2 separate regions of the Homo sapiens genome follow, and region 1 is linked to region 2. A link is a loop called in an ENCODE intact Hi-C map of the cell type or tissue named here. Cell type or tissue: dorsolateral prefrontal cortex. All regions are shown on one strand. Links, peaks and the distances in the headings refer to the core of each region. The heading gives the core; the rest is flanking DNA. Region 1 overlaps SUPT6H (SPT6 homolog, histone chaperone and transcription elongation factor). Region 2 overlaps TRAF4 (TNF receptor associated factor 4).

Region 1 (16,603 bases), core at 4,856-12,855, 66 kb after region 2:
GGGCACGAACCGCTGTCAAAGTGGTTCCACACCTGAAGAGGGCATGAGGAGAAGAGCTTGATTATCAATATTCTGGAGATCGCTCATTCAGAAAAGAGCTCCCAGAGGTGTTGTAATTTCTTTTACCATTGACACCTTGCACCATGATCTGAAAACACAATGACTTAGTCATCTGCCAAGACAGAATTTGACCATCTACAAAGTCCCTTGTCTCATAGCTGATGCTTGGCACCACTGGCCATCAGATGAATCTTTTTCTTTTTTTTGAGATGGAGTCTTGCTCTGTTGCCCAGGCTGGAGTGCAGTGGCGCAATCTTGGCTCACTGCAACCTCCGCCTCCTGGGTTCAAGCCGATTCTCGTGCCTCAGCCTCCTGAGTAGGTGGGATTACAGGCGTGCATCACCACACAGGGCGGATTTTTGTATTTTTAGTAGAGATGGGGTTTCATCATGTTGGCCAGGCTGGTCTCAAACTCCTGACCTCAGGTGTTCTGCCCACCTCGGCCTCCCAAAGTGCTGGGATTACAGGCGTGAGCCACCACACCTAGCCATCTTTTTCTTATGACAGTATCACTCTTTTGCCTAGGCTGAAGTGTAGTGGTGCAATCAGGGTTCACTGCAGCCTCAACCTCCCAGGCTCGAGTGATCCTTCCACCTTGGCCTCTCGAGTAGCTGGGACTATAAGCGCACGCCCCCAAGTCTGGGTAATCTTTTTTTTTTTTTTTTTTGAGACAGAGTCTTGCTCTGTTGCCCAGGCTGGAGTGCAGTGGCACAATCTTGGCTCACTGCAAGCTCTGCCTCCCGGGTTCACGCCATTCTCCTGCCTCTGCCTCCCGAGTAGCTGGGACTACAAGCGCCCGCCACCATGCCCAGCTAATTTTTTGTATTTTTAGTAGAGATGGGGTTTCACTGTGTTAGCCAGGATGGCCTCGATCTCCTGACCTCGTGATCCACCTACCTTGGCCTCCCAAAGTGCTGGGATTATAGGCGTGAGCCACTGCACCCGGTTAAGCCTGGCTAATTTTATTTTGTAGAGATAGGGTTTTGCCATGTTGCTCAGGTTGGTCTTGAACTCCTGGGCAAGCACTCCACCTGCCTCGGCCCCTGAAAGTGCTGGGATTACTGGTGTGACTGTGCCCCATCCTCTTTTATGTTTATCCAACTTAGATCCCTTTAGCTGCAACTGAGGCCCCTCCCTTTTGTGTTTTTTTTTGAGATAGGAGTCTCACCACCACACCCTGCTAATCCTTATATTTTTAGTAGAGATGGGGTTTCATCATGTTGGTCAGGCTGGTCTGGAACTCCTGACCTCAGGTGATCCAACTGCCTCAGCCTCCCAAAGTACTGGGATTACAGGCATGAGCCACTGTGCCCGGCCTGGCCCCTCCCCACTTTTTTTTTTTTTTTGAGACAGAGTCTCGCTGTCGCCCAGGCTGGAGTACAGTGGTGCAATCTCGGCTCACTGCAGGCTCCGCCTCCCGGGTTCACACCATTCTCCTGCCTCAGCCTCCCGAGTAGCTGGGACTACAGGCGCCCACCACCATGCCTGGCTAATTTTTTGTATTGTTTAGTAGAGACAGGGTTTCACCGTGTTAGCCAGGATGGTCTCGATCTCCTGACCTCATGATCCGCCCGCCTCAGCCTCCCAAAGTGCTGGGATTACAGGAGTGAGCCACCGCGCCCGGCCAGCCCCTCCCTTTTTTTAAAAAAGGAGATGGGGTCTTGCTATGTTGCCCAGGCTGGCCTCGAACTCCTGGGCTCAAGAAATCCTCCCAAATTAGCCTCTGATGTAGCTGGCACTATACGTACGTGCCACCATGCCTGTCTGCCATTTTGTTTTGACCCAGCGACCATAAGAAGTTTCTTTTTTTTTTTTTTTGAGACGGAGTCTCGCTCTTTCGCCCAGGCTGGAGTGCAATGCTGCTATCTTGGCTCACTGCAAGCTCCATCTCCTGGGTTCACGCCATTCTCCTGTCTCAGCCTCCTGAGTGGCTGGGACTACAGGTGGCCGCCACCGTGCCTGGCTAATTTTTTGTATTTTTAGTAGAGACGGGGTTTCACCGTGTTAGCCAGGATGGTCTCGATCTCCTGACCTCATGATCCGCCCGCCTCGGCCTCCCAAAGTGCTGGGATTACAGGCGTGAGCTACTGCGCCCGGCCGACCATAAGAAGTTTCTAAGTCAGCCTTTTTTTTTCCTTTTCTGAGATGAAGTCTCATTCTGTCACCCAGGCTGCAGTGCAGTGGTATGATCTCGGCTCACTGCAAACTCCGCCTCCTCGGTTCAAGTCATTCTCCTGCCTCAGCCTCTCGAGTAGCTAGGATTACAGGCGTATGCCACCACAACTGGCTAATTTTTGTATTTTTAGTAGAGACGGGGGTTCACCATCTTGGCCAGGCTGGTCTCGAACCCCTGATCTCAGATGAACCGCCCACCTTGGCCCCCAAAGTGCTAGGATTATAGGCGTGAGCCACCGTGCCCAGCTATGTCAGCCTTCTCAGAAGGGACTTCATGCTAAACCTGTGTGTTTCCCGTCCGTCTTCCTTCTTTGTGTACTTGTTTGGTGAGAGAATGATCTAGAACACCCTCATTTCTGATTCCCTTCTAGGCACCGAGATCATTCAACCAAGGAAATCCACTGAGCAGGATAATGCTGCAGCACACACCTCGCTTAGTTCAGGGAAATTGTCCTGCTGACAGAAGGGGCACTGCCACAGCCCTGTCTCATCATTGCGGATCGCCTGGTCATAGCTCTCACCCTGGGGACGCCTGTGGGCAATGCCAGTGACATTGCAGATGATGAGCTTTCCTGCAAGAAGGAAAAGAGGATGGGGAGCAGGCTCAGAGAATGTGGAGAGCACTTCTTTCCACCAGCCTTTCAGTGACAGAATATCTGACTTCCTTCCCATCCTTGAAGAGGGAACTCTTCCCGATTTTTATTTATTTATTTATTTTTGAGATGAAGTCTTGCTCTGTTGCCCAGGCTGCAGTGCAGTGGTGCTATCTTGGCTGACTGTAACCTCTGCCTCCCAGGTTCAAGGAATCCTCCTGCCTCAGCCTCCCGAGTAGCTGGGATTACAGGTGCCCACCACCACGCTCAGCTAATTTTTTATTTTTAGTGGAGATGGGGTTTCACCATGTTGCCCAGACTGGTCTCGAACTCCTGGCCTCAAGCAGTCTGCCTGCCCTGGCCTCCCAAAGTGCTGGGATTACAGGCATGAGCCACTGTGCCTGGCCGTTCCCCTGATTTGATGATAGGGGAAAATAAAGCCTATAAGAAGACTAACTGCATGAAGATTCCATAGCACACTGGAAGCACATTTGACCTTAAATTCAGTTTTGATTTCCAGTCCAGGACTCTTTAGTCTTTTAAAATGCTCTCCTGGCCTTCCCCATGTACAACACAAACCTGCCTCAATCTGTTGGAACTGCTGCTTGGTTTGAATGTACACAGTAAACACACCTCCTGCCCCCAATAAAAAAATGACCCCAGAATTTACCAATGTAGAAGGTCTCTGGTGTTTCTTTGGTTAACATATTGAAGATCTCCTCTGTGTTGGGAGAGCGGTAGGCTGTCCGGAGGTCCTTATATCGACAGCTCAGCTCTGCCCGGATGTCATAGAGTGTGATGTGTTTGTCACCATAGCCCTGGGGAAGAAGCCCATCAAGAAGAGCCTTGCAGCTGCCCCCCAACCTGAGCCTCAAGGAGTCCCGTGGAAGGGGCGGGCCTCTCCAGATGGGAGTAAGTTTCTGTCAGGGCTTCTTCTTTTCTTTCCATCAACATTTACTAAAGGTGGTTTTCAAACTTAGCCATGAAACACTGTAATCAAAATGCTTTATGGAACCCCAATGAGTCCACAGATAAATGCAAAGCTGTGCTGTTAGAAAGGAGGAAAGGGGGCCTAGACGGAAACTGTAGTACTGACATCCTCCCAACTCCCTCCTGCCCCTTGTAATTATGGTGGCAATCTCTGAGACTTCCCTGGCTCCTTAACAAGCAGACCAAAAACTTCCTTGAGGAGCCCAGTAGAGCAGGGCAGGGAGATGAGGATCAAGTCTGCCATACTAACAGTATCAGGCTTTCTCTGCACACTCACTGCCCAAGTCTCCTACCAACCTGGCCACTTGGGATGGGTTCTCCTGCCGGGCCTTCCATGCTGTCCCTTACCTGCCTCTCCAGCTCTTCTGCAAAGGCATCAAGGTCCAGGTCTTTCAGTCGCTCTGGGTTTTCCAAGATTTCTTCAAGGGCTCCTGCAGGATTGGCATCCTCGGCTGATTCATCGTATTCCAGGGCATCCACTGCCATCTTCCTAGCCCACTCATAAGTCTCAGGGTGGACACGGGAACCATCAAGGACTTCAATATATGAGTCAGTGCTGGAGGAAAGGCAGAAAAGGAACAGGATATAGAACGATAAGCTTCTAGTAACAACCCAAATGTCCACCAATGGGGAACTGGTTAAATAAATTAGGGCACCTCCATACAATGGAATACTATACAGCCATTAACAAGAATGAGGTAGATCTATGTGTGCTGACATGGAAAGATGGCCACAATATATTGATACGTGAAAAATGCACTGCAAAAACACTATGAACCATATGATCCCATTTTTGTAGTAAATGGGTAGTTAGTAAATGCATAGCAAAAATAAAATTTAGAAAAACTGTAGTATACATAAAATTGTTATGGTAGTTATCTCTGGGGGGTGGGATTATGGGGGACTTCCACTTTCTGCATAATATTTCTATATGTTGAATTTTATATGATGAACTTATATGAGTCTCATAATAAGATAAATCAAGAAAGGGGAAAAAAACCTTTGAAAATTTGCTGATAGCTATTTTCCCCCATAAAGCCTTCCCAGGCTGGTCTTGCCCGTGCACTCACATGGACCTATGTTATTCGTGGAGTGTTACAGCAAAGCTGAGTGGAAAATGAAGTTTTAGAACTTGAAGCCTATTTCCCCACTGATTTCCATTACTGAATGAGGAGCTATGTGCCCGTGGAAAAGATCCTCCAAAGACTGAGTTGATAACTTCTGGAGAGGAAGAGGTCAATAGTGAAGTCCAAAGTCCAAGTGAATAGAACTTTCTCTTAATAACATCATCTCAAAACATACCAAATCTCTCTCCCCCTTCCTTATCTCTTTATACCCCCAAACTCCTTTTTCATTGCCCCCGCTATTCCCACCCTTATCTGGCCACAACAAACCATAATAATAAAAAAGCAAGTTTGTGTTTACTGAACAAAATCTTGTGTTTTCCATGCTTAATTTATAAGCTAAGCTGGTACTTTTTATGTTTCTCTCACACGAAAAATGTTTCACATGATTGAACCGATCTTTTCCATAGGTCAGGGGCTCTTGACTGAATAAAGTTCCTTACCTTTTCTTTAAAACATTTCCTAAGTTAAAATGGCTTGTGGCCCTTTGATAGCCCTAACCCCTGAAACCCGAAAACAAAGCCCACAAGGGAATTCCTCCTGCCCCATCCAGGCAGAGGGCATCACCTGTCCCCCAGGGAGGCCGTGTCGATCTTGAGGAAGCCAGCACAATTCATGAAGACTTTGGGACCCATGTGGCACATGGTGACCAGCTGGGTCCGGCTCTCGAGCCGGGTGTTGTTCTGCTTCAGGATCTGGGGGAGAGAGCTGGACTGAGCCAGGGCAGTAAGCAGGCCCCACCTCCCCAGACTGTTCCAGTCTCTATTAAACCCTCATAACAAAAACTCTGTCCCACCCAGTATCTAGTTGAGCACTACAGCATGCTATCGACCACTCAAAATTAAAAAAAAAAAAAAAAAAGTTTTGCTTTAAATGGGAAAATAATAAACAAATAAATGATGTTATACCTACACCAAAGACCATATACAACTAATGTATGGCTTATAAGTTACAAGTTAACACTAGTTGGCCGGGCGCAGTGGCTCATGCCTGTAATCCCAGCACTTTGGGAGGCTGAGGCGGGTGGATCACCTGGGGTCAGGAGTTTGAGACCAGTCTGGCCAACATGGTGAAACCCCGTCTCTACTAAAAATACAAAAAATTAGCTGGGTGTGGTGGTGCAAGCAGCAGTGAAGGGCACAGCTTTGGCCAACTGGGTCTGAAGTCAGACTCTTTTGACTCTCACTAGCTGAGTGATTTTGGACAAGTCACTGACCTTGGTCCTCCCAATCTGTCAAATTATACTGACAAAGTATATATTCATATTCAATGAAATGGCAAGTTTTAAAATTTCTGAATTCACTCCAATCCTACCTTCAGGAGGTGGGTCCCTTTCCGAGGTCCCAGGCCACAAACATACTGGATCAAGGCCTGGCTGTAAGGGTGGGCAATGGCACGGTTGACATCGACCCCGACCTCATTGACTCGGTTGATAAATTCACAGTACAAGGCGTTGAGCAGCTCCTCTTTCACCACATGCTCCTGTGGACATTCAGCAGGCAGGAGTAAGGTTACTCTGCCTTTCCCTTCACCCGAGCCTGCCTGTCAAATCCTACTCACCTGCAAGGGGTGAAACTTGAGACACAGGATGTCTTCATCGGAACTGCACACCTGGGCAAATTCAATCAGAGGGTCCTGGATGCGCCGGGCCAGGGAGACGGCCTGTCTCAGCACTGGAGGATAATCCCGGAACTCTGCCTAGAGTCAAACGAGGGTCAGCAGGGCCTTAAAATCCCCTTAGCTACAACATCAAGAGGAAATCCAAACCATTCTGGTTTAAATCATTTTCTCTGCTTCTCTGGGATCTTTTTTCCTGAGACCGATTTAATTTCTGGGACTCCCAATCTGAACCGTAACTGCAAAACGGAGAACTTCTGCATGGATAAGTACACAGGTACAGTCCTGTGCCCCTGATAACTTTTGTTTCCCAATTTAATCTCTTTGGGATTAATAGCACTTGCCTGGGCAGGCCCTAAGGGTGAGGCTCCAGCATTACCTCTGACTTCTTGCTGTTCATATAGAGAATGGCCAACTCGTTGTCAACCAGCTCTACCCCAATAGATGACAGCTGCTGGCCCTGGTCCAGCTCATGTACAATGCGCTTCACATCTTCAATCAACATCTGGGCGTCCCTGGTGGGATGAGTGTTGGTCAATGAATATGTTTTCTTAGGGATGGACAGTCTCATGACTGCCTTGGGGGTGAAGAGGTAGGGGAGGAAAGGGCTTTGAAGAAAATGAGGTCAAACATCCCCAGGGACACTCCCTGCACAAGCACAAGCCCCATCTGTTATGGGCATATGCCAGACTCAATAATAAGGGATGAGTTGGGTCACGGCCTTAAACCAGGTGTGGTCTAATCCCTACCTACCTGTTCTCTCCTGCAACTGTCACTACATGAGGCTTCTTATTCAGGAGAAATTTCTTTAGCGTTTCAATGTCTTGAGCCTGGATTGAAAGAAAATTGAAGCTGAATGGCTCTGAGGATGTAAAGATTTCAGGAAATTCTGTCTCCCTATGTTGGAGATCTTGTAAGAACTGGAAGTCTTCAGAAGATATCTGGTCCAAGGTGCTACCAAGGAACTATTCCCACCTCTTCCTGAAAGTTGGCCAACCCTGCCTCTGCTTAATAATTCCACTGACTAGAACTGCGCTCCAGTGGTACCAGGTGCCACTGGCTAGGTCCCAAGGATGAAGTTAGGAAACCGTTCTTTTTTATTGTAAACCAAAATCTAATACTTAGCCATTGGTTCTAGTTTTGATGAAGCAAAACAAAGAACTAGTAGCTGCCCTCTTTTGGGTGAGGGCCCTTTGAAAAGGTCAACATGGTTAAGTATGATTTCCTTCATCTTAAAGATGTCCAGTTTCTTATGATTTACTTTCCACTGCCTCACACTCCTGCATGTCCTCCTTTTGTGGCTATTTCATTTGTGGTGTGACTTTTGCTAAAATGTGAGTAGTTAGGACTATTAGATATTCTGATCTCCATTTCAAGATTTTAAGGGCTGGGTGCAGTGGCTCACACCTGTAATCCCAGCACTTTGGGAGGCTGAGGCAGATGGATCACTTGAGTCTAGGAGTTTGACACCTGCCTAGGCAACACGGTGAAACCGTGTCTCTACAAAAAATACAAAAATTAGACAGGCGTGGTGGTGCACGCCTCTGGTCCCAGCTACTTGGAAGGCAGGAGGATCACTTGAGCCTGGGAAGCAGAGGTTGCAGTGAGGTGAGTTCTTGCCACTGCGCTCCAGCCTGGAGATGGAGCAAGACTCTGTTTCAATAATAATAATAATAATAATAATAATAATAATAATGATAATAATAAAATTTAAAAAATAGTTGTTTCTTAAGAAGTTTTTCTTTCAAGAATGGGGCTCTGTTAACAAAACTGAAAGATACTACAGATACCATTAGGATAAACAAAATTCAGAAATATACCAACCAAATGAATTGAAAGTCTTCTTTCCCTGGAAAAAAGACACCCTGAAAGGCTAAAGCAGGGAAAAGGCTGGCTTCATGCCTCAGTAGCTTTCAGCTGCTGGAACAGCCTGACCCAGATGCTGGTAAGAAAAGAGGCAGTTAAAGCAACTCCAGAAGCACACAAGGCCTAGGAACTGGCCTCAAGCCAGAAGCAAATCCCGTACTAGATAACTTGAGTGCCATCTACTGCTCATGGAAGTGAGGCATCCCAGGGGACAAGTCAGTGACCAGATCAGACACAATCAGTCTTGCATAGGATGTTGCTTAGACCGTAAACACTTATCTCCACTGAATCATAAGACATACTCCAGATGTACACTTAGTATCCTCGTCCTAGCCACTTGCCTTCTTTTCCCGCTCTTCCTCTCTCCATGCAGTTCGCCGTTTGGTAAAATGGGGCAGTCGAAGGAAGTCTGTCACTTCTCCTTCACCATTGACCAGGGCGCAGAACACAGGGTGATCTCTGCCAGACAGACAGAAAAACAAGAATGCAATAATCAGCAATATGAAGTTATGAATGAGAGAAAAATGAAATTAGGAAGACAAGAGATGGTGCTGGGGAGGCAAAAATAGGCTGTTACCTGGCAGAGGAGAAAGCAATGCCGAGGACTCGAATGCCCTTCCCTTGGTTCTCGTCCATAAAGTCGTCATCTTCTTCCACCTGCTGATCTGGTCGGTAGGGTGCCACTCTCAACCAATTGTAGAGCTTTCGACTACAGGCCTGAGGGAAGAGACACAACAGGTATTACATACATGATGACATTATGGTCATCAGGCTCACCAAGAGTGCTATGGAAACACACTCATACACACATGTGCGAGGGTGTGTACTCTTATGTGCAGATGTTCCTAGCCATTGGCAGGCTTACCACCTGAAGGCATATCTTGCTTGTGGAAACAGGAGTGTATACAGAGAACAGTGATATAAACAAAGAATGTTTGGATGAGTGGGGCTGGGGGAGGGGAGAAGCTCCTGGAGCAGAGAGGTCTTAGAGGTGGTCCCTGTGGCCTTGTTAGCATTCCCTCTCAGATTATGCTTCACCTGCCCCCCGTGTTTCTCCATTAGCTATGGGACTATTCCTAAGGGGTTCCTTCATGCCCAACTATAGTTTGGGGAAATCATATGACTAAAAATCATGAGTCTCGGCTGGGCGTGGTGGCTCACGCCTGTAATCCCAGCATTTTGGGAGGCCAAGGTGGGCAGATCATGAGTTCAGGAGATTGAGACCATCCTGGCTAACACGGTAAAACCATGTTATTTTATACTAAAAATATAACATATTTTATACTAAAAATATAAAAAATTAGCTGGGCATGGTGGTGGGCGCCTGTAGTCCCAGGTACTCGGGAGGCTGAGGCAGGAGAATGGCATCAACCTAGGAGGCAGAGCTTGCAGTGAGCCAAGATTGCGCCACTGCACTCCAGCCTGGGCAACAGAGCAAGACTCTGTCACCAAAAAAAAAAAAAAAATCATGAGTCTCTGTCCTCACCTTTATGACATATTCCTTGGCTTCAGCCAGCAGCTTGTTCTTGAGTTCTTTGGCCATCTGCACATAGAGGAACTGCTGTAAAGCCCGTTCGATGGCCATGGTGCGCTGCCGGTTCCACTCCTGCACCTGGTGGCTGAACTCATCTCGGTAGTAAAACTGTTTTATCTCCTCAAAATATGTCTGGTCGTTGCCATAGCTGAGAAGAGACACAAAGCTATGGTGTCAGGAATGGAGAAAAGGTGACACCCAATGTCCATGAACATTCTAAGCAAGCCAGAGACAACAGCCTGCTCAACTCTGAAATTGTGGTTCCCCACTCCTGAGGGGCCCTTCCCTCCACCAGACTCCTCATCAGGCCTTCCCCAGAGAGTCGCCAGCCCAGGGCTCTGCTTACCCTTCCACTCCCTTCAAATCTATGCTGATGTCAGTGGTGAGGAGCCCTTCGTCTTCAGCCAGGCATATCTTGAGAAACTGGTCATCTCTCAGTTCCTTAACAGGCTTGTTCTTTAAATACTTGAAGGAATAGGCATAGTGGGCCTCATCCACATCCTGCACACATGAAGGGGGAATCATGAGCCTGCGGATGGGCTGGGCCAGGCCCCAGGAGAAAAGACAGCCTTTCTGCTTTCAGACACACAGCTCAGTGAAGTGGAAGGCAAGAAACTCAGGCAATCAAAGAAAGAGCTGGTGCACATCTTGGATCAAAGCCCTTCACCCAGCTCACCTTTCTACCTTTCTTGGTGGGGGTTATATTTAACTTGGCTCTCTCTTGGAAGGTTTGCCTCAGCACCTGCCGGACAAGGGGCTCACGGGCAATCTGCAGGGCTACCATGTAGCGGGCGCCTTCTAGCACAGCTTCTGGAGTAGGGAACTGGCTGTGGGGAAAATGGTGCAGCTACAGGACCAGGGTGTTGTGGTCCTCAGGCCCCTCCTCCTGTCAGCCACCTGCTGCATGCCTACCTGCAAACGTAATCCTTGGCCAGCTCCAAGGGCTCCGCGGGAAACTGCTCTGTCTCGTGCCGCTGGTAGCTATCCCGCAGGTTCTCCCCAAACTGCTCGGGAGTAAGCCCAAACTTTTTGGCCAGGCCATCTAAAGCAAACAGAAGAGTGAAGGGTAAGGCAGCAGATAGGCTGATAAACCTCTTGGCTTTCAGAATCTGGAGTTGGAATTCTGGGAACTAGCCTTTTTTATTTTCCTGAGACGGTCTCGCTCTGTTGCCCAGGCTAAAGTGCAGTGGTGTGATCATGGCTCATTGAAGCCTTAACCACCTGGGCTCAGGTGATCCTCCCACTTCAGCTTTCCCGAGTAGCTGGGACTACAGGTGTGTCCCACCACTCCTGGCTAATTTTTTCTGTATTTTTTGTAGTTTTGCTACGTTGACCAGGCTGGCCTCCAAATCCTGGGCTCAAGTGATCCTCCCACCTTGACCTCCGAAGTGCTGGGATTACATGCGTGAGCCACTGTGCCCAGCTAGAGCACTGGAATTTAAAGAGGCCATAAATGAGCAGGACCAGGTAGTCAAAGAACAATGAAAAAACTGATTTTAAACACTTGATGGGCTGTTATAAGGCAGAAGAAACAGACAGACTGGACTCTCTCCCTCCAATCATGAGTTTCCCATTATCTCAGGAAATTAGGGAGAGGCTGAACCATCATGTCGGGCGGGAATGGGTTTGGAGAGGGAGTATTTTTAAAGACCAGCTAATAGGCTAGTTCAGGATTGGATTGGTGATTGACCCAGATAGCCTTTCTTTTTCCTACCTACCAGTCTTTTTTCTGGGTAACTCCCCTTGCTCAGGCTAGAATGCCTAAATCCCAAAGCAGCTAGCTTTTACCTAGCCCAGCACTCTGGCAGATGGTGTACATGTCTCGGCGAGAGGCTTGCTTGAGCTCAGGCCCCCTCTGCTCCTCATCTTCTGCCTCGTCACCTTCACCTGGGAAGAAAACATGGGGAGATTTAGGGTTCTAGTTTCCAATCACTCCCAAGGATCTGACACATTAGGAGAGAAGCCTCAAAGGGTACCCAGCCAAGGGCCTCCTTCAAGATGCCATGGGCTGTCAAGTCTCCTGGGTTTTCTTTCTTGATTTTTTTTTTTTTTTTTTGAGACACAGCCTCGGTTTGTTGCCCAGGCTGGTGTGCAGTGGCATGATCTCAACTCACTGCAACAACTGCCTCTAGGTTCAGGCATGCCTCAGCCTCCTGAGCAGTTGGGATTACCGGCATGTGCCACCTACCCTGGCTACTTTTGTATTTTTAGTAGAGATGGGGTTTTGCCATGTTGGCCAGGCTGGTCTCGAACTCCTGACCTCAGGTGATCCACCCACCTTAGCATCTGAAAATGCTGGGATTACATGCGTGAGCCATCATGCATGGCCATCAAATCTCCTGGATTTTCTTTTCCAGCACTAACCTTCTTCATCTCCCTCTTCCCTGACACGCTTCAGCTTCTTGCGGCTAGCTTTGGCGGCGTTCTGCATCTTAGGGATGTCTCGGCCATAATAAAGAAGAAAATGGTTGTAGACATCTTTCAGCTCATCCATTGATTGGACATCCTTGAGCCTGAAAAAGAAGAGACATAAGGTTTCAGTCATCACTGCAGAAAGGGTATATCCCAATTTGGCTACAAGAGGTCCAATTCCCAAAAGGCAGTATCCCAACTAAAATGGGATCCCAACCAGTTTTTTCCAATTATTATTACTATTGTTATTATTTTTCTGAGACAGGGTCTCACTCTGTTGCCCAGACTGGAGATGGGATGATCACTTGAACCCGGGCGGTTGAGGCTGCCGCGAACTGTGACCACACCACTGCTCTCCATCCTAGGCAACAGAAGAAAGACCATTTCTTTTTTTCTTTTTTAAAGACACATAGCTGGTGCAGTGGCTCATGCCTGTAATCCCAGCACTTTGGAAGGCCAAGGCGGAGGGATCGCGACGTCAGGAGATAGAGACCATCCTGGCTAACACGGTGAAACCCCGTCTCTACTAAAAATACAAAAAACTAGCAGGGTATAGTGGCAGGTGCCTGTAGTCCCAGCTACTTGGGAGGCTGAGGCAGATGGTATGAACCTGGGAGGTGGAGCTTGCAGTGAGCCAAGATCGTGCCACTGCGCTCCAACCTGGGCGACAGAGTGAGACTCCTCTCAAAACAAAAACAAAAACAAAAACAAAACCAAGACACATGATAGCCCTAGAACATATCGTATTTATTTATTTTTTTGAGATGGAGTCTTGCTCTTGTCACCCAGGCTGGAGTGTAATGGCGTGATTTCGGCTCACTGCAACCTCCACCTCCTGGGTTTAAGAGATTCTCCTGCCTCAGCCTCGCGAGCTGGGATCACAGGCACGCACCACCACACCCGACTAATTTTTGTATTTTTAGTAGAGACAGGGTTTCACCATGTTGGCCAGTCTGGTCTCAAACTCCTGACGTCAGGTGATCTGCCCACCTCAGCCTCCCAAAGTGCTGGGATTACAGGTGTGAGCCACCACGCCCAGCCTCTCTTCTTTTGAGATGGAGTTTTGCTCATCACCCAGGCTGGAGTGCAATGGCACGATCTCGGCTCATTGCAACCTCCACCTCCCAGGTTCAAGCGATTCTCCTGTCTCAGCCTCCTGAGTAGCTGGGATTACAGGTGCCTGCCACCACACCGAGCTAATTTTTTGTATTTTTAGTAGAGACGGGGTTTCACCATGTTGGCCAAGCTGGTCTTGAACTCCTGACCTCAGGTGATCTGCCCACCTCAGTCTTCCAAAGTGTTGGGATTACAGGCATGAGGCACTGCGCCTGGCCTCCTTTTTCTTTCTTTCTTTTTTTTTTTTTTTGAGATGGAGTCTAGCTCTGTCGCCCAGGCCTGGAGTGCAGTGGCACGATCTCGGCTCGCTGCAACCTCTGCATCCTAGATTCAAGCAATTCTCCTGCCTCAGCCTCCCGAGTAGCTGGAATTACAGGCGCCTGTCCCCACGCCCAGCTAATTTTTGTATTTTCAGTAAAGACAGGGTTTCACTGTGTTGGCCAGGCTGGTCTCGAACTCCTGACCTCATGACCCGCCCGCCCTGGCTTCCCAAAGTGCCAGGATTACAAGCGTTAGCCACCGTGCCAGGCCCCAGCCCCCTTTTTCTTATGAGACAGGATCGGCCGGGCGCAGTGGCTCATGCCTGTAATCCCAGCACTTTGGGAGGCCGAGGCGGGCAGATCACGAGGTCAGGAGATCAAGACCATCCTGGCTAACACACTGAAACCCTGTCTCTACTAAAAATACAAAAAAAAACCGGATCTTGCTCTTTCACTCAGTGTGGAGTATAGTGGCATAATCATAGCTCACTGCAACCTTGAATTCCTGGGCTGAAGTGATACTCTTGCCTCATCCTCCCAAGTAACTGGGACTACAGGCAGAAGCCACCACGCCTGGCTTTGACAAGCTATAATTCTTTTTTTTTTTTGAGACGAAGTCTCGCTCTGTTGCCCAGGCTGGAGAGCAGTGGCACGATCTCAGCTCACGGCAACCTCCGCCTCCCAGGTTCAAGCAATTCTCCTGCCTCAGCCTCCTGAGTAGCTGGGATTACAGGCGTGTGCCACTGCTCCCAGCTAATTTTTTGTATTTTTAGTAGAGATGGGGTTTCACCATGCTGGCCAAGCTGATCTTGAACTCCTGACCTCAAGTGATCTGCCCGCCTCGGCCTCCCAAATTGCTGGGATTACAGGCATGAGCCACTGTGCCTGGTTGACAAGTTGGATTTCTAAGGGATGGGGCCCTGTGCTACACATTCTCCAAGGTTTAACAGTGCTCCTGCAGGGCCAGCCTTGGGGTCTGAGGGCTTCCCATAATGGAATAAACACCGCATGTTTTACCTCTCCATGTCAGTGGTGTCCAGAGCCCGGATGCCATCAGCAAGAGGTTTGTCAGGGTCAGCAGAGATCTGTTCATACTGATAAGCCTGCATCTTCTCAAACAGCCGTGTTAGGTTCTCTTTACGGATCCGCAGCTGGGTCCACTAAGGTGAAGTAGGGCAGGAATGAGAGCTTGTGTTCAGCCCTGGAGACTCAAGGCTGCTCTGATCCTTACCAGAAACCTAGTGGGGGAGGACTAGACAGGCCTGGGGGGTTTGGGTTTGTGGTATCCTGGTAGTAATGGTGCCTTCCCTGGCCCACACCTCTTGGGGGCCACGGATCTACATTACCTTTTCATCCCACTGCCAGACTCTCCATAGGTCATTGATGTGCAACTCAGGCTCCACATACTCCTTTCGATAGAAGGCAATAAAAGGCACCTAGGATGGCAAAGAGACTGCAGTCACTCAGAGAAGACAGATTTGCTAAGATCCCCTCTGTCAGTAGATAATGACTTCCTGGAGAAACAGCTCCAGGAAATTCAACAGTCAGAAGCCTGGCCTCCCTCACAGCCCTTCCAGGGCCTGGTGCTTTCCTCAATAGGAGAAAATAAAGCTGCAGACAGGGTAGCATTGTTCTTACGATCACTAGGGTCTCTGCTGGTCCTAACACTTGTTGAGTCATGGATAGGGGATACGGGAAGGGGGCTCCCACCTCATTTAGGTAATTATCTTTTCCCTCATCCCCTAACTAAATTTCTCACCAATGGGCCACCAGAGCTTGAGGTGTTACCTCAAAATGCTGATTTCGCATGAAGCCCAGGGCCTCTTTGATCTTCTGAATTGTGCTGGGCCCTTTCCGACTGAAGCTGCTGGCTGGCTGCCCTCGGTCTAGGTAATCACAGCTTTCCTACAGTAGGAAAATAAAGAAATAGCAAGACAATGTTTACTTGGTTTGTCTTACCATACAAGACTGCTTAATAACAAAGGATAACCTTTCTAGATGAAATCTAAAAAATTTTTCTCATATACACACACTTGTTGGGACTACATACACACAGTTTTCTAATACCAGGCACACGGATGTATGAAATAGGGGAGGAAGAGCTCCCCATCTTGATGAAGTGTCTTTTGGTTCATGTCAAAACCTAAGGATCTTTTTTGTGTACCTGGAGAGAAATGGTTGGTGTGGCAAAAGCATTCCTGTAGATCCAGTCAGCTTCTTCTTCTAGTTCATCATCTTCAGCCCCCTTGACTGGGATGGAGCGGAGCTGGAGTGGATAAGACAACAGGGTGAGACGGACTTTATCTTGTGTCTCACTTAAGAAAAACATACCTTTTTGGACAGAAACGTGTGATCATCAAGTGCACATTTCCAGTATTGTTCTACAAATGCCATACCAGTGTTGTTCTGGCATGAAATAAGCATTTTTTTTTTTTGAGATGGTGTCTCACTCTTGTTGCTCAGGCTGGAACACAACGGCGCGATCTAGGGTCACTGCAACCTCCGCCTCCGGAGTTCAAATGATTCTCCTGCCTCAGCCTCCTGAGTAGCTAGGATCATAGGTGCCCGCCACCACGCCCAGCTGATTTTTTTTTTTTTGAGATGGAGTCTCGCTCTGTTGCCCAGGCTGGAGTGCAATGGCGCGATCTCAGCTCACTGTAACCTCCGCCTCCCAGGTTCAAGGAATTCTCCTGCCTCAACCTCCCAAGTAACTGGGATTACAGATGCATGCTGTCAACGCCCAGCTAATTTTTTTTTTTTTTTGTATTTTAGTAGAGACAGGGTTTTACCATGTTGCCCAGGCTGGCCTCTAACTCCTGAGCTCAGGCAATCCACCCACCTTGGCCTCCCAAAGTG
Region 2 (14,690 bases), core at 6,691-14,690:
CAAAGGCAGGCAGGTTTTTCCTCTTTCTTTTTGGAAAATGACAGCTGACATGGACCAAATACAGACTATTTTTGGCTCTCAGGACTGAAAGGACTGAAAGATGCTCTGAATCCTTTCTTCTCAATTCCCTCCCTGCTGCCCTGTCATTATTATCTTCCTTCTCAAGCAAATAAATAAAGCCTTTGATCCTCATCCAGTCGGGCATAGAGTAAACTGTAAACAAAAGTGAACTTGTGACATGGGGAAGGGGAGAGATGTTGGCAGCTTATTCCTCTGCTCCTGAAAGGAAGCATTCTGTCTACTGTTCAGGGTGCCCACCCAGTGGGCAAAGCCCCCCAGCTGCCAAGATGCAAGGGAAAGCTGATCCCTCATTGGTCCCTGCAGACTGAAGAGTCGTAGCTCTGGGTACCCTCTAGACTGAAGGGCCACCATGGCCCTGACAAGGAGCTTTGCTTAGAACCTACCCCCAAGCCACATGGGCTGGTAGAGTTCCAGACCCTGCATTTCTCTCTTTTTTTTTTTTCTTTTTCTGAGACAGAGTCTTGCTCTGTCGCCCAGGTTGGAGTGCAGTGGTGCGATGTCGGCTCACTGCAACCTCCGCCTCCTGGGTTCAAGCAATTAATCCTCCTGCCTCAGCCTCCCAAGTAGCTGGGATTACAGGTGCTTGCCATCACGCCTGGCTAACTTTTTGTATTTTTAGTAGAGACGGGGTTTCGCCATGTTGCCCAGGCTGGTCTTGAACTCCTGACCTCAGATGATCCACCCACCTTGGCCTCCCAAAATGCTGGGATTTACAAGTGTGAGCCACCGTGCCCAGCGACCCTGAATTTCTGTGTAGGGGGAGAACTCTCGGTTACCTCTCTGAGAATTGGCCAAATTCTGGTTCTGCAAGATATGAGACTTTGAAAGATGCTTTGCTGTTCTGATCTCTACTTACCTCATTTATAAAATGTAAATGATGATAGTGCCTGCTTCTACAGCAATAGTGAGGATTCATTGAGATGGCCTGTCATCTGGCAGAAGGCCTGGCCCACTATAAGCACTTACTGAACATTAGCAGTGCTTGTTAATGTGAAGACTGAAGCTGGGTCTCGAATGAAGGCTACAGATGACAATCTAGTCATTTCCCCACCCCACCCCAGGCCCTCAAAAGGGGAATCTGGAAGGGCTGTTTGCCTTGGCACTGATGAGCTCCCTCTCCCTCTTTGCTCTCCTTCCCATTCTCTCTCTCTAGGGGACACTACACAGAAAATGAGAACTGCTCACTATCCTACCCCAGCCGAATTGGATGCGTATGCTAAGAAGGTCGCAAACAACCCACTGACTATAAAAATCTTCCCCAACAGTGTGAAGGTTCCCCAGCGGAAACACGTTCGTCGTACTGTGAACGGCCTCGACACATCAGCCCAGCGCTACAGCCCCTACCCGACACAGGCTGCCACCAAGGCAGGCCTGCTTGCCATTGTCAAAGTGCCAGCCAAAAGCATACTCAAGGACTTTGACGGCACCCGAGCCCGGTTGCTCCCTGAGGCCATCATGAACCCCCCAGTGGCACCCTATGCTACTGTGGCACCCAGCACTTTAGCCCACCCCCAGGCCCAGGCTCTGGCCCGCCAGCAGGCCCTGCAGCATGCACAGACCCTGGCCCATGCCCCTCCCCAGACGCTGCAGCACCCTCAGGGTATCCCGCCACCCCAGGCACTGTCCCACCCTCAGAGCCTCCAGCAGCCTCAGGGCCTGGGCCACCCTCAGCCCATGGCCCAAACCCAGGGCTTGGTCCACCCTCAGGCCCTGGCTCACCAGGGTCTCCAGCACCCCCACAATCCCTTGCTGCATGGAGGCCGGAAGATGCCAGACTCAGATGCCCCCCCGAATGTGACCGTGTCTACCTCAACTATCCCCCTTTCAATGGCGGCCACTCTGCAGCACAGCCAGCCTCCGGACCTGAGTAGCATCGTGCACCAGATCAACCAGTTTTGCCAGACGAGGGCAGGCATCAGCACTACCTCAGTGTGTGAGGGCCAGATCGCCAACCCCAGCCCCATTAGTCGCAGTCTGCTCATCAATGCAAGCACCCGGGTGTCGACCCACAGCGTCCCCACACCAATGCCTTCATGTGTGGTCAATCCCATGGAGCACACCCACGCGGCCACCGCCGCGTTGCCTGCTGCAGGTCCTGTCAACCTGCCCACAGGCATCTCTCGCGTCCCCACTGGCTACCCTAGCGACCTCAAGCCAGTCACCTGGAACCAGCACCAGCTGGCCCACCTACAGCAGATGTGCAGCGAGGCTAGTGGGACGCCAGCCCCTGGCCTGACAGGCAAGCATGCGGCAGGACGCGAGTTGGCAGGGCCTGGCTTTGTGGGCAAGGCCCCTGCCTACCCGCAGGAACTCTGCCTGGCGCAGTCCTTCCATCTGAAGCCACCCCTGGAAAAGCCGACCCCATCCCCACCAGTCAACGGCATGGCAGCCCCATTGGCCTACCCCAATGGTCACTACTTCCAACCCCTGTGGAACAACATTCTGCCCACTCCCAATAGCGACAGCTCGGGGTCTCAGGACCTTGCCATGCCGTTCCACGGTGGGCAGCCCACAGGTGCACCCCTCGACTGTGCGGCAGCTCCCGGGGCCCACTACCGAGCAGGGACCGGGGGCGGTCCAGTGGCAAGCCAGAACAGCTTGATGCAAACAGTGGATTACCTAAGTGGGGATTTCCAACAGGCCTGCTTCCGAGAACAGAGCCTGGCCATGCTGAGCAAGGCCCACCGAGCCCCTGGCAACCGAGCCCCCGATCCCACAGAGAGTCGAAGTCTTCATATTCAGCACCCAGGGTATAGATAGGTAGCCCTGCTGCCCTCCACGTGCAACACATCATACATCACCCTCCTAGGTTTAGTCTTTTAAGTAACTGGATAGTTTCAAAGTTTCACTGCTCCAGTGTGATCATTCTTAGATGTCTAAGAAAGGGAATTTGGTGGGATCTAAGTGGGGACAGAAGGGGTCCTCTCGTCCTCCCCTCCAGCAACTTTTGGTTTTATGTTAGAACCTAACCCTAAGCCCAGGCTTTTCTCTCCACTGACTGCCTGTCAGCTAGTCTCTCCACCTTGGCCATTTCCAGCCAGCTCCCACCCATCTTTTCTTGAATCTCTTCCTGTTTCCCTTAGGACGACTGAGGTGTGGGCTGACGGAATGCCCTAGTTGAGGTAGTATAGGTGCTCAGGCCCCTAATCCAGACCTCTACCTGTTGCTACCCCCCTTCCCCTCCCTCCAGGACTAAGAAGCAAGATTTCCCAGGTGCTCTGAAAGCTAATTACTTACTCATCGAAGGATCTCAAATCAAAGCTGACCCAGTCTTCATATCCTTCAAGTTCCTTTCCATTCCTCAAGGCTTTGTTTTGTGTCTATATTGATCCCACAGCCACTGCACTTGCCCTTGCCACACTTGATCTCAAGGGCATCTTGGAAGTATTTGACCATTTCTTGAGATATGGGGGGAAAAAGTCTTTGTATTGGCATCTTGGTTCCAGACTCCCCTTTCCAAACCTAGAAAAATACAGTGACCTTTGAGCATACCCAAGATCCCTTTCTCACTGTTGCCTGTCCCCTAACTCACCTCCCCACAGCCCCTATCCTTTCCCCCTCAACAAAAACAAAATCTACCTTACTTGAGGAATTAGGTAGGTAAGGAATGATCACATTGGAGTTTGGGATTAAAAACACCAAAAAAAAAAAAATGCATTTGGTTCTCTCTACACTGGCTAAGAATATTGCTCTACACTGTAAGTTTTAAACGTTACGTTTCTGTATGAATGTAGTGTGGGTTTGAGTAGCATTGTGTGTGAGTGGCCCCACAGGTACATTCACCCTCTAGTGCAGCCCCTCAGTTTAATGAAGGAAAAAAAAACAAACACAAAGCCTTAAGCTCTTTGAGTACTTCCTTTACCAAATGAGCATGGTTCTAACACCTGGAGCTGGGCCTACATTGGAAACAAGCCCCTCCTGCCCTCTGTCCATTCTTAGAGCATACCTTCATCCACTCCATGCTCAGCACGTCTCATCCCAAGCGACAATTAGTTGGCTAGAAACACTTTTCTGTAATTTTAAACTTAGACTGTTTTGTTACAAATTTTTGCACCATTCTGTTAAAGATGCAGAATTGGGCTTTTTTATTTTTTACAGATGAAATAAGCCCTTACCTTTCCTCTTGTCTCTGGGGAATGTCAGCTGATGGTTCTTATTTAAGGTTTTGCATTTTGTTCACTATCCACTACTGTTCGTTAGCCAGAAATTCTCTAGTGATCTGAAGCAATGTGACTGAAGACCAGTTTTAAGTTATGTGTTGGCAAGTTGCCTTATATTTAAAAGGAAAAAGAAAAAAAAAAAAGCCTGATTGTGTTATGCCAAATGATAGCAACATGAAGTCCTAATTTATTGTTCCCAATTGTTTTCCTGCCGTCTGTGAACACTGGTACCTCCCTGTCCTGATCCCCCAGGAGCACCTGTAGCTTCTGACTCAATGCCTTCTCCGAAGGTGTTGGCCGCCATCTCACCCAGGGCCCTCTTCCAGTTCCTGCTTTTCTGAGTCAGATTTAAAGAGCACCACTGTCTTCCCCCTACCCCTTGCTTGATCTCCAAAGCAGATATTCTTGCTGTATTTTTTTTTCCTCCCCAATACCTCTCCCTGAAAGGTGAGCTGCTATTTTAGGAAACTGGACCAGACACCAACTTGGGGGCTTTAAGTCAAACAACCTCAAACCCATCTCTTCCTGTGTAGGGGTGCAAGCCTCTGAAGCTCTCACTCCCACCCTTAGTCTGCATGGAAAATGTACTGTGATCCCCCTGCCCCCAACTGCCCTCGCCTTTGGTGTGAGATGTTCCTTCTTTCGGAGTTCAGCCTGAGTCCCTCTCCCCTCTGCCAGCCAACCCCCAGCCAGCAATAAGGGTCCAAGCCAGGGCCTCCTCTCCACACTCCCTGTCTCCATCCTACACTACCCTAGGGAATACCTGGATTCCCCATTCTATCCACATACTGTAGCATTCATTCTCCATCTCTCTCACCTCACCTGTGGTGGTTTATGGGTGTGATGGGGTTTTTAAGATTATTATAAACCAGTAAAAATAAGAAAACCTCGCTTTCTGACCTTGTTCTATTCGTTTAGTGCTGTGAATGTTTGAGGTAACTTTTTCTTAACAGTTTCTAACATACCTCACTTCATAGGAGTAATTCCTAATTTTTAAAAGGGGTACCCCTGTAATATGCATCCCACCCAGAAGCCGTCTCCAAATCCATTATTTAAGGCCAGGTGCTATGGTGATTGTAGACAGTTCTTCAATGAAACCCTGGACACAGGGTACCCGGCTGACAGGCCCTCTCCCTGGGCAGGGCTGCTGTGGGCTTACTGTGAAGTTTGAGGATAAGTGTGGTTTGCTGTCCCTCACTGGAGGCCCAAAAGGTCCTGCCACTTGCATTCCAAGGGCCATAAGTCATTGAGAAATGGCGATCTGGTTGTTTTGTTTTGTTTGAGGCGAAGTCTTGCTCTGTCGCCCAGGCTGGAGTCCAGTGGCACGATCTCGGCTCACTGCAACCTCCACTTCCCAGGTTCAAAGGATTCTCCTGTCTCAGCCTCCTGAGTAGCTGGGATTACAGGTGCCTGCCACCACGCTCAGCTAATTTTTTGTATTATTAGTAGAGATGGGGTTTCACCATGTTGGCCAGGCTGGTCTCGAACTCCCGACCTCAAGTGATACACCTGCCTCGGCCTCCCAAAGTGCTGAGATTACAGGCGTGAACCACCATGCCCAGCCAAGAAATGGGGATCTGGTTTGCTAATAACCCAACCTAAAACTTCAAACCTGCCTTCTTCCACTTCCAACACTTTGGAAATTCTGAGGGCCTCTGACAGAGGTGAAGGTGATAGGCACTGTTATCTGCAATGTAACTGGCTCCTCTTGGTGATTACAGTTTTCTTATGTTGAATTTTGGATAACTTTATTTTTTTGTCTGCAGAGGAAAAAAAAAAAACACTAAGTGATTGCAGCCAGGCACAGTGGCTCATGCCTGTAATCCCAGCACTTTGGGAGGCCAAAGCAGGTGGATCATCTGAGGTCAGGAGTTCAAGACCAACCTGACAAACACGGGGAAACCCAGTCTCTACTAACAATACAAAAATTAGCTGGGCGTGGTACCACGCGCCTGTAATTCCAGCTACTCAGGAGGGTGAGACAGGAGAATCGCTTGAACCTGGGAGGCGGAGGTTGCAGTGAGCCGAGATTATGCCACTGCACTCCAGCCTGGGCGACAGTGAGACTCCCGTCTCAGGAAAAAAAAAAAAAAAATGAATTAAGTTACCCTCCTCTTCTGTTGAGCTTGGGTTTGAGCTAAGATGTAATGGAAGGAAAAGTTGATTCTGGCTGGGTGCGGTGGCTCATGCCTGTAATCCTAGCTCTGGGTGGCTGAAGTGGATTGCTTGTGCCCAGGGGTGAGACCCTGTGTCTTCAAAAATTGTAAAAAGTTGGGTGTGTAGTCCGGGTACAGTGGCTCACGCCTGTAATCCCAGCACTTTGGGAGGCCGAGGCAGGCGGATCACCTGAGGTCGGGAGTTCAAGACCGGCCTGACCAACATGGAGAAACCTTGTCTCTATTAAAAATACAAAATTAGCTGGGCATGGTGGCGCATGCCTGTAATCCCAGCTACTCGGGAGGCTGAGGCAGGAGAGTTGCTTGAACCTCGGAGGCGGAGGTTGTGGTGAGCCGAGATCGCGCCATTGCACTCCAGCCTGGGCAACGAGTGAAACTCAGTCTCAAAAAAAAAAAAAAAAAAAAACAAAAGTTGGGTGTGATGGCACATACCTGTAGTCCCAGCTGCTTGGGAGGCTGAAGTGGTAGGATTCCTCAAGCCCGAGAGTTTACGGCTGCAGTGCCAGTATCTGGGTGACAGGAGTGAGACCCCCATCTCTAAATGAAAAAACTATTTTTTTAAAAAAAGAAAACTGAGGCCGGGTGTGGTGGCTCACACCTGTAATCCCAGCACTTTGGGAGGCTGAGGCCAGCTGGATCACCTAAGGTCAGGAGTTCGAGACCAGCCTGGCCAACATGGTGAAAACCCGTCTCTACTAAAAATACAAAAATTAGCCAGGCATGGCAGCGGGCGCCTGTAGTCCCAGCTACTCAGGAGGCTGAGGCACGAGAATCACTTGAACCTGGGAGGCAGAGGTTGCAGTGAGCCAAGATCGCGCCACTGCACTCCAGCCTGGATGACGAGAAAAAACTCCGTAAAAAAAAAAAAGAGAAAAGAAAATTGAGGCTTGGCACAGTGGCTCACCTCTGTAATCCCAGCACTTTGGGAAGTGAAGGCCAGCCAGATCACCTAAGGTCAGGAGTTTGAGACCAGCCTGGCCAACATGGTGAAATCCCGTCTCTACTAAAGATACAAAAATTAGCCAGGCATGGTGGCAGGGGCCTGTAATCCCAGCTACTCGGGAGGCTGAGGCAGGAGAATCGCTTGTGAACCCGGGAGGCAGAGGTTGCGGTGAGCTGAAATCGTGCCACTGCACTCCAGCCTGGGCAAAAAGAGTGAGACTCTGTCTCAAAAAAAAGATTATATATATATGTGTGTATATATATATATAATTATAATATCTATATGTATACATATAATATCTATATATATAATTATATAATATATATATAGATTATATATATACACATATAGATTCCACAAGATGGGGGATTCAGGGAGGGTAGAATCAGACCCTTGGCGGCAAGAGTCCGCAGGTGGCTTCCTGAATGCTGACGGAGCTAAAGCACCAGCCTTCTTTCTTGAGCACACCCTTTTCTGTAGGGTGCTTTTGTTTTTTTATTTTTTTTCAGACGGAGTCTCACTCTGTCGCCCAGGCTGGAGTGCAGTGGCGCAATCTAGGCTCACTGCAGGCTCCACCTCCTGGGTTCACACCATTCTCCTGCCTCAGCCTCCTGAGTAGCTGGGACTACAGGCGCCCGCCGCCATGCCTGGCTAATTTTTGTATTTTTAGTAGAGATGGGGTTTCACCATGTTAGCCAGGATGGGGGTGCTTTTTTTTCCTTGAGATAGTCTCTTGCTCTGTCGTTCAGGCGGGCAGTGGCACGATCTTAGCTCACTGCAACCTCCACCTCCCGGGTTCAAGTGATTCTCCTGCCTCAGCCCCATGAGAAGCTGGGACTACAGGTGTGCGCCACCATGCCCAGGTAATTTTTGTATTTTTAGTAGAGACGGGGTTTCGCCATGTTGGTCAGGCTGGTCTTGAACTCCTGATCTTGTGATCCGCTCGCCTCAACCTCCCAAAGTGCTGGGATTACAGGCGTGAGCCACTGTGCCTGGCCGAGGGTGTTCTTTTGTGAAAGTGTTTTGACTCCTTTATGCCTCATGCCACCCCTGTGAAAGGAAGCTGTCTTCTGCCTGTGTCAGATAAGATCTGCAGTCGGCCCAAAAGCGGAGCTAGACATTAGTAAAGTACAGCGCTTCCTCCAGAGTGAATGATTCCTGGGCTGAGGTAGATCCTTGGGGAGTGCAGCTCACACTTTTATTGCAGAACATGGCCTGAATTCTGCAAGTTATGACTAGCACTGAATAAGGTCCAGGTGTGCAAGGCTTGCAGAGTATGGGGTTAACAGCCCCATTGTTTGCATGCAACTCTAGGAGGCACCATCTAGACTATGTGAATGTGACCCCCGGAAGCATGCAGTGACAGTGTATTTATTTATTTAGAGACGGAGTCTCACTATGTTTCCCAGGCTGGAGTTCAGCTCACTGCAACCTCCACCTCCCAGGTTCAAGTGATTCTTCTGCCTGGGCCTCCCAAGTAGCTGGGACTACAGGTGTGCACCACCATGCCCAACTAATTTTTTTTTTTTTTTTTTGAGATGGAGTTTTGCTCATTGTTGCCCAGGCTGGAGTGCAGTGGTGCGATCTCAGCTCACTGCAGACTCTACCTCCCAGGTTCAAGCAATACTCCTGTCTCAGCCTCCCAAGTAGGTGTGATTATAGGCACCTGCCACCACGCCCAGCTAATTTTTGTATTTTTAGTAGAGACTTTTGTTTCACCATGTTGGCCAGGCTGGTGTTGAACTCCTGACCTCAGGTAATCCGCCCTCCTTAGCCTCCCAAAGTGTTGCGATTACAGGTGTGAGCCACTGTGCCCGGCTCCTTATATTTTTTTGTAGATACGGGGTGGCTCCCTTTGTTGCCCAGGGTCATCTCCAACTCAGGCTCCCAAAGTGCTGGGATTATAGGCATCAGCCACTGTGCTCGGTCAGGTGTGTAGCTGGGATTCTGGAAAGGTGTTTCAGCCTGTTGCCTGAAAGCATTTATGCTGCTGGAGCCCATGGTTGCCTCTACCAGTCTCCAGGCATCACCGTACCAAGACGGTTTATCTGGTGAAGAAGCCCAGCTCTAGTTTCTCACCTAGGCAGGAGGGCCCCATTTCTCCCTAGATAAGTAAGTCAATTTGACCTTTTTGAAAAGAAAGATTGGGCCGATGATGACCTCCCCAGCCTGGCTCACTGAGGCTTAGTCCTGTCCTGTCACCCCATAAAGGGTTTTTTTTTTTTTTATTCTCCCTGTCGCCAGGCCGGAGTGCAATGACGCGATCTTGGCTCACTGCAACCTCCGCCTCCCGGGTTCAAGTGATTCTCCTGCCTCAGCCTTCTGAGTAGTTGGGACTACAGGTGCGTGTCACCACACCAGCTAATTTTTTTTTGTATTTTTAGTAGAGACGGGGTTTCACCATGTTAGCCAGGATGGTCTTGATCTCCTGACCTCGTGATCCGTCCACCTCAACCTCCCAAAATGCTGGGATTACAGGTGTGAGTGAGCCACTTCGCCCAGCCCAAGGCCTTTTTTTTTGAGACAGGGTCTGGCTCTGCCACACAGGCTGGAGTGCAGTAGCGCAATCTCTGCTCACTTTAACCTCTGCCTCCTGGGCTCAAGCCATCCTCCCACCTCAGCCTCCTGAGTAGCTAGTCGTGTGCAGCAGAGGCTGAGTTTTTTTTTTTTTTGTTTAAACCCTCAGCCTCTGCATGGGAAAAGAAAGAACTACAGTCCTTGAACCTTCCCTTACTAATGATTCTCGTACATACAGCCTCTTCTCAGGGCTAGGCAAGACAGTAAGGCACTGTGTGCTGACCAGTTCATTTAATCTTTACAACAAATCTGGGAGGTGAGCCGCATTTCACCAGTGACGGTAATGGAGGCCCTGTGTAGCTCAGAAACTTGCCAAAAGCAAGCACAAGGACCCACACCTATTGCCACAACTAGAGGGAGCTACAATTTCTAGGGACTACTGGAGTTTAAAACAGAATCGAGGCCCTGTCCGAACCCGCGGAAGAATCACTGATAAGTCAGTCTCCTCTGTTCATGTTTCATAGGTGAAACGTGGATAATCACATGCACCCACTGAGGCCCGTTAAGAAAAGCCGATGAGAGACAGGAGAAAATCCAAGTGCCTTGAACATCTTGAAGGCCCCTTTTGCTCAACACCCAGTCCCTGGATGTGGCTGGGGTTCGGAGTTAGAAAGCATTCACTAAGCACTTACTCTGGGCCAAGAACATGCACTGCCTCATTAACTCTTCTCTAGAGCCCACAAAGCCAGTTACTGTGCTAAAAAGTATTTCACTTGACAGTTCTTTTCAATGAAATAATAATGCACGTAAAGTGCTTAGCAGTGTCGGTGCTTATTACCATTAGACCAAGAAAGCCCTGCCTAGGGTAGAAGCACTAATCTGGTGGGGCTGACCAGGGACTCCAGCCTTATGAAACATCTAGGCCATACACTTCCCGCATTTCATCGGCAGAGGGCAGTGGCAGGGACCGTCTTCCACACAAAGCCCGATGCAGTTTTCCCGGCGTCCATCAGAGGGCGAGCCAGCAGGTAAGCTGGATCCTGGGGCCAGACCCAGGCAGCGGCCCTTCTCTGACTGGTCCTTTCTTTGCCTTCAGTTTGGTTGAGCCTCCCAGGGACCTAACCAACCCAGGTAAGTCAGGCTGGAAGCAAATTAATAAATACAATTCCGGATTTATTAAAAATCAGGGCTCCCCTGCTGTGCCCTCCTGGCACTAAGGAAATAAATAACCAGAGGGGGCACAGCTAGGTAAAGGGGGAAAAAATCAGATCTCAAGACAGACTCTTTGAACTACCCTTTCTCCCTCCCCAATTCCCACCCCCTTATGGCTCTTGGGACATAGCACCTGAGCAGGCACCTCAGTCCGTGTAGAGTGTGACCGGCACCAAGGCATGTCTGCCCTACCCAAGAAGGGAGACAGGCCCTGGGGTCACTTGTTTCCAGCCCTTCATGACCCCAAGACCTGTTCCCCACAGGGGCCAGGGCTGAAGCACCAATTGGAGGCACCTGAGGGTGGTGGCTGGGGGAGGGAGGATGGGGTAACAGAACCTAGGCAGCAGAAGCAGCTGACGGGGGTCCGGCCCCCTCTCCAAGTTCAGCCAGTGCCTGACTGAGGTCATGCCCCATCGTCCTTTCCCCTCGAACCCCACCTGCACTCAGCTGAGGATCTTCCGGGGCAGTTCAACAGCAGCACGGATGAAGACTGCATCATCCCGCACATAGTTTCGCTTTCGAATGTCCTGGTGGGAGATGAACTTGGGATAACCAAAGCCCAGAGAACTCTCATCCAGGGAGCCCCGCCACGTGCCTGGCTTCTGGAAATTCTTCCAGTTTGGGTCGGGGTGGAAGGTCTCAGTGACGTGCTGTGGTTTAGCCAGCCCAGGGTCGCTCTGATCCAGCAGGGAGAAGGTGACACGGCGGGCAAAGGGCCACTCAAGGAGATTGTCAAAGGCACCAGGCAGCACACGAATGTACAGTGAGAGGTGTGTGCCCTCACCACTGCCATTGCCATTGAGGAATGCAGACACCTGCAGCTTGTAACCATACTTATGTGTGTAGAAGGCTGGGCTGAAGCACTCAAGGTTGGGCTTGGCCTTGGCCTCCTGTAGCCGCCGTCCATAGCTGCCAATCTTCCAGATGAGCACGCCATCACTGCCCACTGATAGCTCCTCCAGCTCTCGCCGAAGCTCCTGCAGCTCCTGCCGTTGCCGGCTCACCAGGGCACACATCATGGCCAGATGTGGCTTCACACTCTCCTCCACATGCCGTGCCATTGCCAGCTTAGGGCACTGTTGGCAAAGCCCCAGGCCATGGGGGAAGGGAGGAGAGTTATCAGTAGGGGGAGGTCCAGGGAGAGGAGAGGAGTGGGTACAGGGTAGCAGGCACCCAGCTCTACGTGAGGAAGACAGAGGGTGTTAGGAAGAGGCTGGAGCTGGCAGCAGAGGGAAGGACTGAGGGTTTCAGAGCAGCACAGCAGGGACCACCAAGGCCTAAGTACATCAGAAGCTGAGCCTCTGTCTAGGGCTTCAAGGGCAAAAGGGGGCTGACAGGAAAAGGGGCATCTCACCCTGTGCTTGCAGCCGGAGTCTTTGAATGGGCAGAGCACCAGGGCGGTGTTACAGCTGTCCTTCAGATGGCCTGGCAGGTCCTCCCGAGCCACAGTGCCCACACCACATTGGTTGGGGCAGGCAACAGGCAGCCTTGGGCACTGGTACTGGTGGCTCTGGGGCCACAGAAGTAGAGAGGCAGGAGTCAATATCCTGACTACCTGTCACCTACCCTGCAACCCACAGTTCAGGGAAGGCCTCACCTGGATGGTGTCAAAGACGAACTCCTTAGTGCAGTAGGTGCAGGGCTGAGTGCGCTTGGGGCACTCAGAGGTGGCATGCTGGGCCAGCAGCCGCCGCATCATGCGGGCACCACACTTATTCTCACAGTAGACACTCTCCTGGGGGCACATACCCTCATGGCTCTGGAAATGTCAGAGGTGCTGAGTTAAGAGATGCCTAGGCCATCAGGTACCCCCTCCTCCACATTCAGCCAGACCCCACCCACCTCATAGGCCTCCCCACTGAAGTCACAGCCACAAAACTCGCACTTGAGGCGCCGCTTGGGGCAGTCATGCTGCAAGTGTGCAGGTAGATCACGGCGGCTCAGCTTCATGGGGCAGCGATTAGGGCAGGGAATGACATTGAAGCTGCAGGTATTCAGGTGGCCCTGGTGGGAAGGCTGCAATTAGTGCCTGCCAAGGGAGAGGTGGTGCCAGCCCTCACATCAGAGCCTCACCTGTAGATGACGTAGTGGCCCACTCCAGCGGCAGCCCTCCTCACTGTGGATGCAGCGGATAGGCAGGCCCAATACTTGTACTTCCAGCTCCGGGTCTGGGTAGATCTGGGGGTAGGGATGGGGGAACTGGCCAGGGTCAGAGCTGACTGCAGTGCCCAGTTCCCACCCCTAGACCCAACTGGGCTGGCTCTACCTTGGAGCCTGTAATAGCCTCTCTTGGGCTCTTTGCCCCTCTTGAGTCCAGGGATGAAGGGCACAGCAGGCAGCATCTGCTCTGATGCTGGGTCCTAACATGCCTGCACAGGACGCTTCCTTTGAAGAGGCAGCCAATCAGCCTGCTCAATCCCAGGCTGTCCCTGGGGCTCTGCTTCCTTTCCCCTGGTGGAGGGATACTGGCCCTCAGCCACAGGTCTGGCTTGCCACCGGAAGGGGAGGGAACACTTCTTGCGGGCACAGAGCAGCTCTGTGCACCCCTACAGGCTGGGCATTGTGCATGCCCTCCAGGGCAAACAGGGGCCTCGTTTGCAAACTGGCCTGGTGGGAGGGAACAGGCTACCTTTGTGGAGGCGCACCATCCCAAGGCTTTTGGTTGACACTGGCCCTGAGCCCACTGGCTGCCAGCAGCTCCGGCCTCCAAGGGCAACAGACTGTGCTTGGGCTTCTTCCTGGCAGTGTGGACTCACCTTGGCATAGTCCAGAGGAAGCTGGTCCTCAGGGCACTTGAAGACTCCTTCACTGAAATGGGGGAGGGGCAGGAAAAAGGTTTCTCATTAGGGGAAAGGGAGGCCTGGCCCCACCCCCTCCACTGAGGCAGCCTCCCTTCCTCACCAGACCGGTTCCCAACCAGCCTAGATGAGACAAAAGGGCAAGCAGAGGCCTGAGGGGCTCTACTTCCCCAGGATCCCAGAAGACCCCAGCCCCTGTCCTGGGAAGGGGGGTCTGGGCCTAGAGGAGGCACAGACAGCTGCCTCAGTCAGGACTTGGCCAACAGGTGGCAGCTGGCACCCCCTCCCCCAGGATGGCAGCTGGACTGGGAAAGGAACACGCTGCACAGTCACCCCCTCCCCCTAGGTTAGTTTTCATTGGCTGCGCTGAAAGCTGACTGGGAGGGGGAACAGGGATGGGCTGAGATTAAGTGCGAAGGCTGCCCAGTCCCCAGGAAGGTCCTCTGCCAAGAACCAGGGCAAAGGTCAGCTTGCGGCCACCTTACCCTGCCCTGCTCCTTTGAGGGTGTGTCTCCCACAGAAAAGGGGAGGAAAGGCATGCTCCTTGGCACCTGTTTACATTCCCACCCGGCCCTTGCCACCTGCCTCTGAGAAGGGGTGGAATGCCCCCATTTTACAGATGAAACGAAGAGGCTTACAGGTGAAGCAGCACCTGGCTATGTGTGTCTGACTCCACAGCTCAGACAGGCTCTACTACACCACACACACAAGGAAGAGAAGCTGGGGCAAGGAAAAATGTCCAGCAAGCACAGCTAAGACTCTGGGCACTGCTCAGTGGGCTTCTGAAGCCTGGTGACCGTCC

The links. A loop is a pair of places that touch in the nucleus more often than their neighbours do. Peaks named below come from ENCODE experiments on the same cell type or tissue, not always from the same donor. Only the 100,000 strongest peaks of a DNase experiment are listed, where the experiment ranks them.
Region 1: a loop joins it to region 2, with 4 times the contacts of the local background. A loop is called at or near these places in 6 of 110 quality-filtered maps.

What each region holds. Positions count from the first base shown.
Region 1 is chr17:28,677,125-28,693,727 of GRCh38, reverse strand. SUPT6H (SPT6 homolog, histone chaperone and transcription elongation factor) reads right to left here. Exons shown (of 37, transcript NM_003170.5): 8 at 15,912-16,013; 9 at 15,536-15,652; 10 at 15,094-15,183; 11 at 14,765-14,907; 12 at 12,324-12,472; 13 at 11,748-11,846; 14 at 10,872-11,001; 15 at 10,636-10,786; 16 at 10,306-10,460; 17 at 9,912-10,107; 18 at 9,003-9,142; 19 at 8,767-8,884; 20 at 7,313-7,389; 21 at 6,939-7,074; 7 more. Among named protein-coding and RNA genes, the nearest start is that of SUPT6H, 23 kb to the right of the region's middle. In dorsolateral prefrontal cortex, for the core only: a CTCF peak has its summit at 8,624 (motif pointing left); a DNase peak (open chromatin) is centred at 8,557; H3K27ac peaks cover 4,451 bases.
Region 2 is chr17:28,746,421-28,761,110 of GRCh38, reverse strand. It overlaps TRAF4 (TNF receptor associated factor 4), which reads right to left. Exons shown (of 7, transcript NM_004295.4): 2 at 13,847-13,898; 3 at 13,164-13,268; 4 at 12,933-13,094; 5 at 12,688-12,849; 6 at 12,445-12,600; 7 at 10,155-12,166. The coding sequence ends at 11,534. It overlaps FAM222B (family with sequence similarity 222 member B), which reads left to right. Exons shown (of 3, transcript NM_001077498.3): 3 at 1,235-5,131. The coding sequence ends at 2,841. Among named protein-coding and RNA genes, the nearest start is that of TRAF4, 9.8 kb to the right of the region's middle. RefSeq lists enhancers at 1-429, 13,021-14,020. In dorsolateral prefrontal cortex, for the core only: CTCF peaks have their summits at 10,653, 10,856 (motif pointing right), 13,415, 13,648 and 1 weaker place; DNase peaks (open chromatin) are centred at 10,870, 13,673 and 14,220; H3K4me3 peaks cover 2,753 bases; H3K27ac peaks cover 5,652 bases.